2 separate regions of the Homo sapiens genome follow, and region 1 is linked to region 2. A link is a contact called in ENCODE Hi-C or POLR2A ChIA-PET data. All regions are on one chromosome and are shown on one strand. Each heading gives the region's core, a stretch centred on a gene start or an enhancer-like site at or near the end of the contact. The rest is flanking DNA. Distances are from core to core; before and after follow the strand shown. Region 1 overlaps ZNF503-AS1 (ZNF503 antisense RNA 1). Region 2 holds the start of ZNF503-AS1 (ZNF503 antisense RNA 1).

What was found. Hi-C counts contacts between places; a loop is a spot of excess contacts on that map. ChIA-PET counts read pairs that join two places held with the same protein, here RNA polymerase II (POLR2A). Pooled maps may share reads with other maps.
Region 1: a loop to region 2 is called in a pooled map, with 2.2 times the contacts of the local background. The contact joins the enhancer-like site here to the promoter of ZNF503-AS1 in region 2. A Hi-C loop is called at or near these places in 1 of 168 maps with a recorded cell type or tissue (posterior vena cava) and 2 of 50 pooled maps. POLR2A ChIA-PET finds 5 or more read pairs at or near these places in 2 of 52 experiments (HEK293T and MCF 10A).

The regions. Positions count from the first base shown.
Region 1 is chr10:75,333,600-75,338,970 of GRCh38, forward strand. The region is part of intron 2 of ZNF503-AS1 (ZNF503 antisense RNA 1); the gene reads left to right. It also overlaps a transcript of ZNF503 not described here. Among named protein-coding and RNA genes, the nearest start is that of ZNF503-AS1, 40 kb to the left of the region's middle. Within about 2 kb of position 2,517, at least 2 of the 41 ENCODE cell types and tissues checked have a DNase peak (open chromatin) inside an H3K27ac peak, as active enhancers do.
Region 2 is chr10:75,294,528-75,299,702 of GRCh38, forward strand. ZNF503-AS1 (ZNF503 antisense RNA 1) reads left to right here and starts at 1,856. Exons shown (of 4, transcript NR_038226.1): 1 at 1,856-2,124; 2 at 4,425-4,547. It also overlaps a transcript of ZNF503 not described here. RefSeq lists silencers at 557-666, 687-736.

The DNA of each region.
Region 1 (5,371 bases), core at 1,267-3,766, 40 kb after region 2:
TTCCTCCCGGACGGCACGGCTGGCCAGGCGGGGGGCTGACCCCCCCACCTCCCTCCGGGACGGCACGGCTGGCCAGGCGGGGGGCTGACCCCCCCACCTCCCTCCCGGACGGGGCGGCTGGCCGGGTGGTCACTTCTCAGACGGGGCAGCTGCCGGGCGGAGGGGCTCCTCACTTCTCAGACGGGGTGGTTGCCAGGCAGAGGGTCTCCTCACTTCTCAGACGGGGCGGCCGGGCAGAGACGCTCCTGACCTCCCAGACGGGGTCTCGGCCGGGCAGAGGCGCTCCTCACATCCCAGATGGGGCGGCGGGGCAGAGGCGCTCCCCACATCTCAGACGATGGGCGGCCCGGCAGAGACGCTCCTCACTTCCTAGATGTGATGGTGGCCGGGAAGAGGCGCTCCTCACTTCCTAGATGGGATGGCGGCCGGGCGGAGACGCTCCTCACTTTCCAGACTGGGCAGCCAGGCAGAGGGGCTCCTCACATCCCAGACGATGGGCGGCCAGGCAGAGACACTCCTCACTTCCCAGACGGGGTGGCGGCCGGGCAGAGGCTGCAATCTCGGCACTTTGGGAGGCCAAGGCAGGCGGCTGCTCCTTGCCCTCGGGCCCCGCGGGGCCCGTCCGCTCCTCCAGCCGCTGCCTCCCGGGCGGCCTAAATTTTTCAATTGATTATTTTTAACAACATATTTAAGTTCTCTGTTGAAATTCTCCACTTGGAATTAATTTTCTTTAATGTATTAATGACATTTTAAAAAACTGTATCTGAGAACTCCCATGTATAAGTCACCTAGAAGTCTATTTTTATTATTTAGTCTTTCTCTGGTTTTTGGTCACTTGGTCTTGTCCCCTGGTAAGTCTTATAATTTCTTATTAAATGCTGGACATTGTGGATAAGAAATTATAGTGCAGATTTGAGGCTCTAGATAACACTTTCTTCCTCCAGAGAGGATTTTCTTTTGTCTCAGGGTCAAATTGCATCTCATCTTGGATCGGGCTGGTTTAAATCTGTGCTTCAGCTTTTGCAATGGCTGATTTATTTATATATTCTAGAAATAAGGTTAGGCCTTATTTTAAAACTATATCCCATTAGGAGTCCCAGTGCAAAGCTGGAGATGCTTGCTAGGTTCCTTTGCTTATGCCAGCCCAGAAGTCTTTTTTGTTTTCTCTAACCCTGAGTCCCAGGAGACTGCTGAAATCTCTGCTCAGCTTCTGGATCCTTCAACTGTTTGTGTGCAAATCTGCAAATTACTTCTGGAGAAAAATGCAGTCAGATGTCTGCTTCACATGAATGACCTCATTTTTCTTCATGATCTTTGTCTTCATTTCCCTGTTAACTTTTCTTCATTTTCAAACCAGATTTCCTAGTTGGTTTTGGCAAGGAGGTCGGTCTGATATGAGGCAATCCACCATATCCAGAAGCAAAATTAAGAGTATGGACTTTGGAATCAAACTTCCAGGATTCAAATCTCAGTTCCATCATTTACTTGCATTGTGATCATGAGCAAGGTATTAACTTTTCTGAGCCTCAGTTTTCATATCTCTAAAATGTGGATAATACAGTATCCACTGCCTTATAGGGTTGTTGTCATAATTTAGAATGTGTGTGTGTGTGTATGTGTGTAAACTTAGAAAAGTGCCCAGAACACTGAGATGCAAAAAATGCTATATTGGCGTTTGCTATCATTATTTTTATTTGACTAAATTTTCCTTCCAATTATTTTCCATTGTATAATTTCAGTGACACATCCTTAATAGGCCTCCACTGGCTACTGGATAAAGTCCAAACTCTACATCTGCTGTTCTCAGCCCTGGTAGAATAGCAGGGTAATCTGTGGTGCTTTTAAAACTCTTGAGAACCCAGCCAAACCAGGCCAATTACATTAGAATTTTTGAGATAGGATCTAGAAATCAGTAGTTCTAAGAGACCCCCAGGTGATTTCAATGTTCAGCCAAGATTGAAAACCTCTGGCTTTCAAGATCACTAACAGTCTAGCCCCAACCTATCTTTCTAACCATAATTCTCCTTTATCCCAACATGAGCATTTCCTTGTAGCAAGCCTATCTATTCAAGGTCCAGACTTCCACCTATATGATCTCCTGGTGGCTCATGCAAGGCTCAGAAGCTGATGGTTTATCTCTTCTCCCTCCCTTCCATGGTGGTGTGGGTGGGGACACAGGCATGAACCTCTGTCTTTGTCCCTCCCTCCTGGCCTTCATTTCCAGTTCACCATAACTTGAATCTGTTTCATAGCAATGTTTCCCATGTGTTCTTTTGTTTTCTGTTCTTCTACTCATCCTTCCAGACCTTTTGCTGAAGACTTTTAACCTTTCTCTGTTCAAGACTAAGACATCTCCCATTCCTCACTAGAAACACACTTTTCATCTATTTCCCTGACATTATCAACTGGCAGCATGGCATGGTAGCTAGTTTCCAATCATAAGACTGGAGAAACCTGGCCTGCCCTCAGGAACTGACTTTGGCCAACATCATTCTCATTTCTACTTCTGTTTCTTTGGGCTACCTTATTGGCCTAGAATATCTCTACTCCTTCCTGTCTGTCTGCTAATTTGCAGTCTATTCCACCTCAAAGTTTCACTTCTTCTATTACACCTACTAAGCATCTCCAATGCAAACTGTTCTTCTGCTTTTCCTGTGCTTCTACTCACCCTGTCTATTCACAATTTTAGGTCCAAATTACATGTTCCAATGGAGGACTTGGAAACACATTAGAAACTCAATATTTAATACTTCCTTGTTAGACCTATACAGAATTGTCAAAAAAAAAAAAAAAGCCTAAGCTGAAAATTCCCAAAACTGATTTTCAAATCATCATCGTTATTATTATTATTATTTGCCTTAGAAGTGAGGCACATTTGCTAAATGTTAGGGAGCTCTGGAAAGGAGCATGGGTTGGTAGGAATAGGGTAGGGAATTGCACTCACTTTCTTCTTCTGCATAACAGATGACCACAATCACAGCAGCTGAAAACAACACCGGTTTATTATGTCTCAGCTCTGTGGGTCAGATGTCCAGGTGGCTTGTCTGATTTCTCTGTTTTGGATCTCACAAGGCCAAAATCAAGATGTTGGCCAGGCTGGGATCTTCTTGGAGGCTCTGGGGAAGAATCCATTTCCAACCTCATTCAGGTTGTTGGCAGATTCAGTTCCTGGTAACTGTGGGACTGAGGTCCCCATCTTCTTGCTGGCTAGGGTGTCACTCTCAGCCTATTGAGGCCACTCTCAGATCCTTCCATGTGGCCCCCTTAATCTCAGCAACAGAGAATTCCCATGCATTGAATTCTCCTGCCTTATTTTTCTGCTACCAGCTGGAGAAAACTCTCTGCTTTTAAAAGGCTTGTCTTACTGGGTTAAGCCCACCCAGCTAATCTCTCTATCTTAAGGTCAACTGACTTGGGTCTTTAATTATATCTGAAAAATTCTGGCAGGGTGTGGTGGCTCACACCTGTAATCCCAGCACTTTGGGAGGCCAAGACAGGTGAATTGCTTGAGCCCAGGAGTTTGAGACCAGCCTGGGTAACATGGTGAAACCCCATCTCTACAAAAAACACAACAATTAGTCGGGCGTGGTGGTGCGTGCCTGTAGTCCCAGCTACTTGGGAGGCTGGCTTAAGGTAGGAGGATGGCTTGAGCCCAGGAGGCCAAGGTTGCAGTGAGCCGAGATCGTGCTACTGCCCTCCAGCATGGGCAACAAAGTGAAAACCTGTCTTAAAAAAAAATTCTCGGTGGGGCACGGTGGCTCACACTTGTAATCCCAGCACTTTGGGAGGTCGAGGTGGGCGGATCACGAGGTCAGGAGTTCAAGACCAGCCTGGCCAACACGGTGAAACCCCATCTCTACTAAAAATACAAAAATTAGGGTGGTGGCAGGCGCCTGTAATCCCAGCTACTCAGGAGGCTGAGGCAGGAGAATCGCTTGAACCCAGGAGGCAGAGGTTGCAGTGAGCCAAGATCGTGCCACTGCCCTCCAGCCTGGGTGAAAGAGCTAGACTCCGTCTCCAAAAGAAAAAAAAATTCTCCACAGCAGTACCTAGATTAGTGTTTGGTTGAATAACCAGGGTATGGGAGTCTTGGGGAACCATCTTTAGAATTTTGCCAACCACAGGACTGATGAAGCAGAAAGCCAGAGAACCAATAAGGAAAGGACCACTTAGGTTCAGTGGACCAGTGGCTTGCAGAGCAAAAGCACCCTTCAGGATCACCTAATCTAGCCCTTTTATTCTTTGGATTGGAACACCAATACCTAGAGAGGGGAAGGGAATTTATAACTAATCTTCTATACATTCACCCTGGGCCAGATGTTGTACTAAATGCTTATGGAGAATATAGAGATAAATAAGACCCAGCATCTGCCCTTAGGATTTTATTACCCATGCATCCAAGGTCCGTGGAAGTTTATCTTAAGAAAATAGCTACTTAATCCTTGGAAATTATAGAATTGTGTGCTAGAAATGGACCTCAGAGATCAAATGTTCCAGTGTTTCTTAAGAATAGAAACAGTGACTTTAGATGACATGTAGACCAACATTTTAAATTGTAATCATAACGTCTTTATGTTAATGTTACCTTCTACTTATGGCAAATGATGCTATATTCCCTGCATTACAATGACATAAAGTTTCCTTCTGCCCTCTTTCCCTCACTCTCTCTTTTTTCCTTTTTTCACCTTGCATTTATGGAACACTTACTGTAGAAGACAACAGACGATGGTACTTAAGGCTTTGGCTTTGGAAAAAGAGATACCTGGATTCTGATCCTGAAGTCTCTCACTTAAACTTTACAAGTCTCACTTTCTCATCAGATAAGTAAGGAGAAATATATTATTTAAATGACATCATGTGTGTAAAGTGCTTAACAGAGGGCCCATAACATTGTAAGGATCTAATTGATGTTAGCAATTATAAAATTAACCCTTTTCTGGTCCAAGGGGAGAGGGGATTTCTGGTAAGGGGAGCTGGGCCTTGTTTCCCTGACCTCTCTGGGGAGTGGCAGCAGTGCTCAGGGCCCTCATCCCTCTCCTCCTCTCTCCTGGGACTTTTGAGAGTCTGGGAAGGTGCCTGAGATCTGGAACTTTCTGGAGAGAGAGCAAATGGATACAGAAAGTAAAGGAAATAATGGAAGGTGTCGCCATAGGGACATGCCTGTGGGAATCATCCATTCTTTGGAGAAGGAACACACACAGATTGGGCACCAGCGGTGTGCCCTGCTTCGAGAATCTTGCAGGGAGTGAGGCAGCTGCAATAGTTCCTATTCTGTCTCTACCCTAAGCCTCCTCCCAAGTCACTCTCGCTCTTTGCCTCCCTCTCTTTATTGAAAGAGTTGTTGAAGGCCGGGCACGGTGGCTCATGCCTG
Region 2 (5,175 bases), core at 606-3,105:
CAAAGACTGCAGTCTTCTCACTCTGGGGTGGCATCTCTTCACTGTTCAGGCACGGGCAGCCTCACAGAACGGACGTGGCCCAGACCTCACTTGACCTCTGAGAGGCCCTGAAGGCAGTCGCCCAAGGGCAGGGGCAGGGGACAGGGCGGAGGGGGAGGACACTGAGCGGAGCGGGGAAGGAAGAGAGAGGAGGGGTGGGGAAGGAGAGGAGGGGCGGCGGGGAGCCCGGAGAGAAAGAAGGGAGACCCCGGAGAGGAAGAGGGGGAGGCCCGGGAGGGCGCGCGGAGGGGGTGTCAGCGAGGGGCCGCCTGTCAGGGTTCTATCTGCGCGATGATTGATGCGGGCCCGGGTTTTTCTGTCAGCCTGTCACGGCGCAGGAATGTTTAATGTTCTCATTATTGGTTACGCTGTTGTGTATATTTCTCTGTCAGCACCGCGGACCCAGCTGAACTGGCAGAGCACTTCAAAGGCCTACGGGTCATTCATCATCCCCATGACGCTCCGGCAAATGCTCAGCTTCAGCCCCGCGCCAGGGATTTGTTATGACTTGCGAGCCGCCTGACAGACAGGGCTGCGGCGGCCGGGAGGGGACGCGCGGGAGGCGGGCTCCGGGCCCTTCCTGTCACGCCGGGCCCGCGACTCCGACTCGGGGGGCAGGCGGCACGGCGCGGGGCGGGCCCGCCTGGGCGACCCCCGGGAGGGGTGGCAGGAGGAGGCAGGGGCGCGCCCCCTCATGGGCCCCGGGGCGCCCTCACACCTCTCCCTGCAGTCCCGCCCTCCTCCTCCTGGCGGGCGGCGGCCTCTCCCAAAGTTGTGCCGCAGACCCAGAGGTTGAGGGGGGGAAAAGCGAAACTTGCAACCGTCCAGGGCCAGGGAGGGGCGGGAGCTGGGAGCGAGAGCAGGAGAGTATCGGAGCTTTGTTTCCTTTCCCAGGCCGTGACATGATTAATCGTTTTCTTCTGATCTAATTTTGGAACATGAAAAACAGCACATTTGTCTTGAAGAAAAATGATGTGCCGAACTGCGCAGATGGAAATTTCGAGCAATGAGAAAGATTAAAGTGAAACCCCACTCCTTAGACCTAATCATGAGTTGTAGATTATTCTGTCGGCCCAGCCAGATGGTAGCTCTGATTCCACAGCCCCTTCTTATATTAATGAATACTCGACTGTTATATTTGACTTAGGTAAGTGAAATGTCTATCAGAGCTAATGGACTGCCAGCCAGCATAACACATGTTGTACCGCTAAGGGTCCTTCTGCATTTTTCATGTTTTATACTAATGTAGAACATTTTGTTTCCTACTGTTTTTCATCATTGTCACTGTTTGCTAAATATTTTCACATGGAAGGGGGGAGAGAGAGAGACAAAGTCAGGAGGAAAAAGAACCCCCCTCCAAACTTGTGTCCAAAGCTAATTTCCTCCCGTTGGGCTTGGCTATAACTCTACAAGTAAAACAGTCACCCCGAGCAATACGTACAGGAACTCAATAGTAACGTGATTAAGTTCCTAGTCAACAAGACTACACTCGACTGTATGTTAACAAACCTAATTATAGCCCCGTGGTAATAAATTGGGCCAGGGCCCTGGCTGCACATCTCTGAGGTCATGTCTAGGAGAGCTGTTTGACCCTCTTGTCTCAGGGAAGAGAATTGTCCTGGAGAGGGGTCCCTGTCTCAGCATGGTAGAGGGGCTGTTTTCTCCCTGACCTAGTTGTCCAGCCCCTGGGAGGATGGGTGGATGCCAGGAAGCATTTCAGAGCGGAAGGTCATCGGCATGAGAACTGGGTATTAGGATTTGCTGGAGGAGACCGGAAGGGCAGTGGCTTCTGAGCCATTGGCCCCTTTCACGTTGTGAGTGGCATCAGGATGTCTGAGAGGAGAGCATGGTGTTTTTGCTTCATTGGATCCATGCAGGTCTTGGAGGGTGGTGGCCCACTCTTTCTGGGCCAAGTAGAGGGTGGCTCAGACACCCCCCCTTCCTCCAGGCTTCTCATCTGTAACTGGTGAAGCCCGGAAGAGCTTGTTGTTCAAGAGGAAATCTTGTGTTACTTCTTTATGAAGGACTCCAGCCTGGTGGAGATGAATGAGTCCTGAAGATGGAATCGAAGCTGTTTGGGCACAAGTAAGCTGGAAGGGGTTGAGGGACATTTTCAAGGAGTGATGTCTTGAGAGAAAAATGGAAAGAAATCCACAGGCAGAAAAGAGATATCTAGATATGAAAACATGGGGCAGGGGGAGGGAGAGAGAGAGAAGAGAATGCAGAGAAAGAGAGAGACATACAGGAGAGGACGTGTAGGTACCAACAGAGGAGATGGCCCATGAACTCAGAGGAGAAACTCTTCTTGCCTCAGCCAAAGTGAGCTTCCTAAAAAGCCATTTTGACCCCTGCTAAAAATTCTCTCCTGGCTGTGATTCCTACGGGAGTCAGTTGCAGTGTCTTGGCTGGGAATAGGTGAGCCTCTCCATCTACCCCCAGTTTCTCTCTCCAGCCTTATCTCTCACTTGTCCTCAACTGTGACCTTGCCCTTCTGCCACATGAGCCTTCTTAGGATCCCCAAGAGTGCCAGCCTCTTTCAGAACAGTGTGATTTTATCTGTGTTTATTTCTGTCTATCCTACTCTCCTGTATTCTTTCCCTGGCAAACTCCTACTCATCCTTCAAGACTCAGCTCTCAGATCTCCTCCTCTGTGACATTTTCCTGACATTCCCAGGAGGCATTATTCATCCTCTGACCCCCACCCCCGACTCTAGCTAGGCTGCATTGAAAAATGTCTGTGTTTACAAGTCTCTTGCTCTACACCTTCCTTCCTCTACAGCTATTCCTCTGCTCATTCGTTTACTCATTCAAGAAATGTACATTAAGACCTTACTGTGTGACAGATATTGTTCTAGACACTGGGGATTTAGCAATATACAAAATCCCCTGCCCTTCTGGAGGTGTATTTGTGGATTTCATTCATTTCAGTAGCTGTATTTGTGGATGTATTAATGAGGCTCTTTTATAGTAAGAAACAGAAACTTGCTCAGGCTAGCTCTAGAAATGGGTATTACTGTAAAATGGTGGCAATAAGGAAGGCAGAAAATCTCACAGAGACCCAAGAGCAGCTGCACAGCTGAGCTTCACAGCTTCTGTAACTCGTTAATTGGCTCATTCATGGCCCTTCCTAGGCCCATGTCATTTAAGAAACTTTTTATTGTGATATGAAATACATACATAAAAGTGCATATATCACAAAAGTACAGCTCAATGAATTTTCACAAACTACAACCCATAAAGAGGTGAAGAAACATAACATTCATTACCCCAGTACCTCCTATCCTCCTTTATTTCATTTTTAAGATACATTCTCATCCCAGCTTCTCCCCAACTGTTTACCATGTGATGTTTTGATTTCTGTTTTCACTGGATTCATTTTATAAACAGCTTTATTTAGGTGAAACCTACATACCGTAAAATCATCCATTATAAATGAACAATCCAATGATTTTTTAGTAAGTTTATAAAGAGCAACCATGATCACAATCCAGTTTTAGAACATTTCCATCATCCCAAAGAATCCTCCTGAGTCAATTTTCAGTCAGTACTCAGTTCCAGCCCCAACCCCAGCCCCAGACTACCAGGTTTTACGTTTAGGTCTGGGATCCATTTTTTAAAAATAATTTTACTAAGATATAATTCACATACTGTAAAGCCTACACTTTAGAAGGTAAAATTATGTGTTTCTAATATATTTACAAAGCTGTACAAATATCACCCCTATTTAATTCGAGAACATTTTAATCACCAAAAAGAAACCCCATATCTATTCATAGTCACTCCCCACTTTTCCCTCCCTTTAGTCCTGGAAATCACTACTCTCCTTTCTGTCTCTATGGATTTGCCTATTCTAGACATTCCACATGAATAGAGTCATATAATATGTGGCCTTTAACGCCTGGCTTCTTTCACTCAGTATAATGTTTTCAAGATTCATCCATGTTGTAGTATGTATGAGAACTTCATTCCTTTTTATGGCCAAATAATATTCCATTGTATAGATTCACAATATTTTGTTCATCCATTCCTATACTGATAGACATTTGGATTGTTTCTACTTTTGGCTCTTATGATGAATAATGCTGTTATGAACATTTATGTACAAGTTTTTATGTGGCCATGTTTTCAGTTCTTTTGGGTATATATGTAGGAGTGGGATTGCTGGGTCATGCGCTGACTAGGTTTAACTTAAAATTTTTTAATATAAATTAAAAAATGTTTTATTTTTTATTAAATAAACAGAGATGGGGTTTCACCTTGTTGCCCAGGCTGGTCTTGAACTCCTGGACTCAAGCAATCCACCTGCCTTGGCTTCCCAGAGTGCTGGGATTGCAGGCATGACCTACCATGCTTGGTGTATGTTTAACTTTTTTTTTTTTTTTTAGACAAGGTTTCACTCTTGTTGCCCAGGCTGGAGTGCAATGGTGTGATCTAGGCTCACTGCAACCTCCACCTCCCGGGTTCAAGTGATTCTCCTGTCTCAGGCTCCCAAGTAGGTGGGATTACAGGTATGTGCCACCATGCCCAACTAATTTTGTGTTTTTAGTAGACATGAGGTTTCACCATGTTGGTCAGGCTGGTCTCGAACTCCTGACCTCAGTTGATCCACCCGCCTCGGCCTCCCAAAGTGCTGGGATTACAGTTGTGAGTCACCATGCTCAGCCTTGTTTAACTTTTTGAATGTGATCTATTTGAAGTTAATTTCTGTGTATGGTATGAGGTAAGAGTTTAAGTTTATTTTTTTGCATATGGATATCCAGTTGTCCCCCATAACGTTTTTTAAATCATGAATTTGCATGGGATTTTGTCAGGTGTTTTTTCTGCATTTACTGAGTGAGCTATTGAACTTTCTGAGTATTACTGTCGAATTATCTATTTCTCCTTTCAATTTCATGAGTTTTTGTTTTACGTATTTAGGGGTTCTGTTGTTCAGTGCATATATATTTATAATTGGTATTTCCTAATGTATTTACAATTTTATCATTATAAAACATCCTTTGTCTCTAATTATCGGGGGAAATTCAGCCAGATATCGGGCAAAATTCACCCCCAATATTTCACGTAGGTTCTTTTCTATTTTCCCTAAGCGCTGGCCAGTTTGAGAAATAAAGGGACAGAGTACAAAAGAGAGAAATT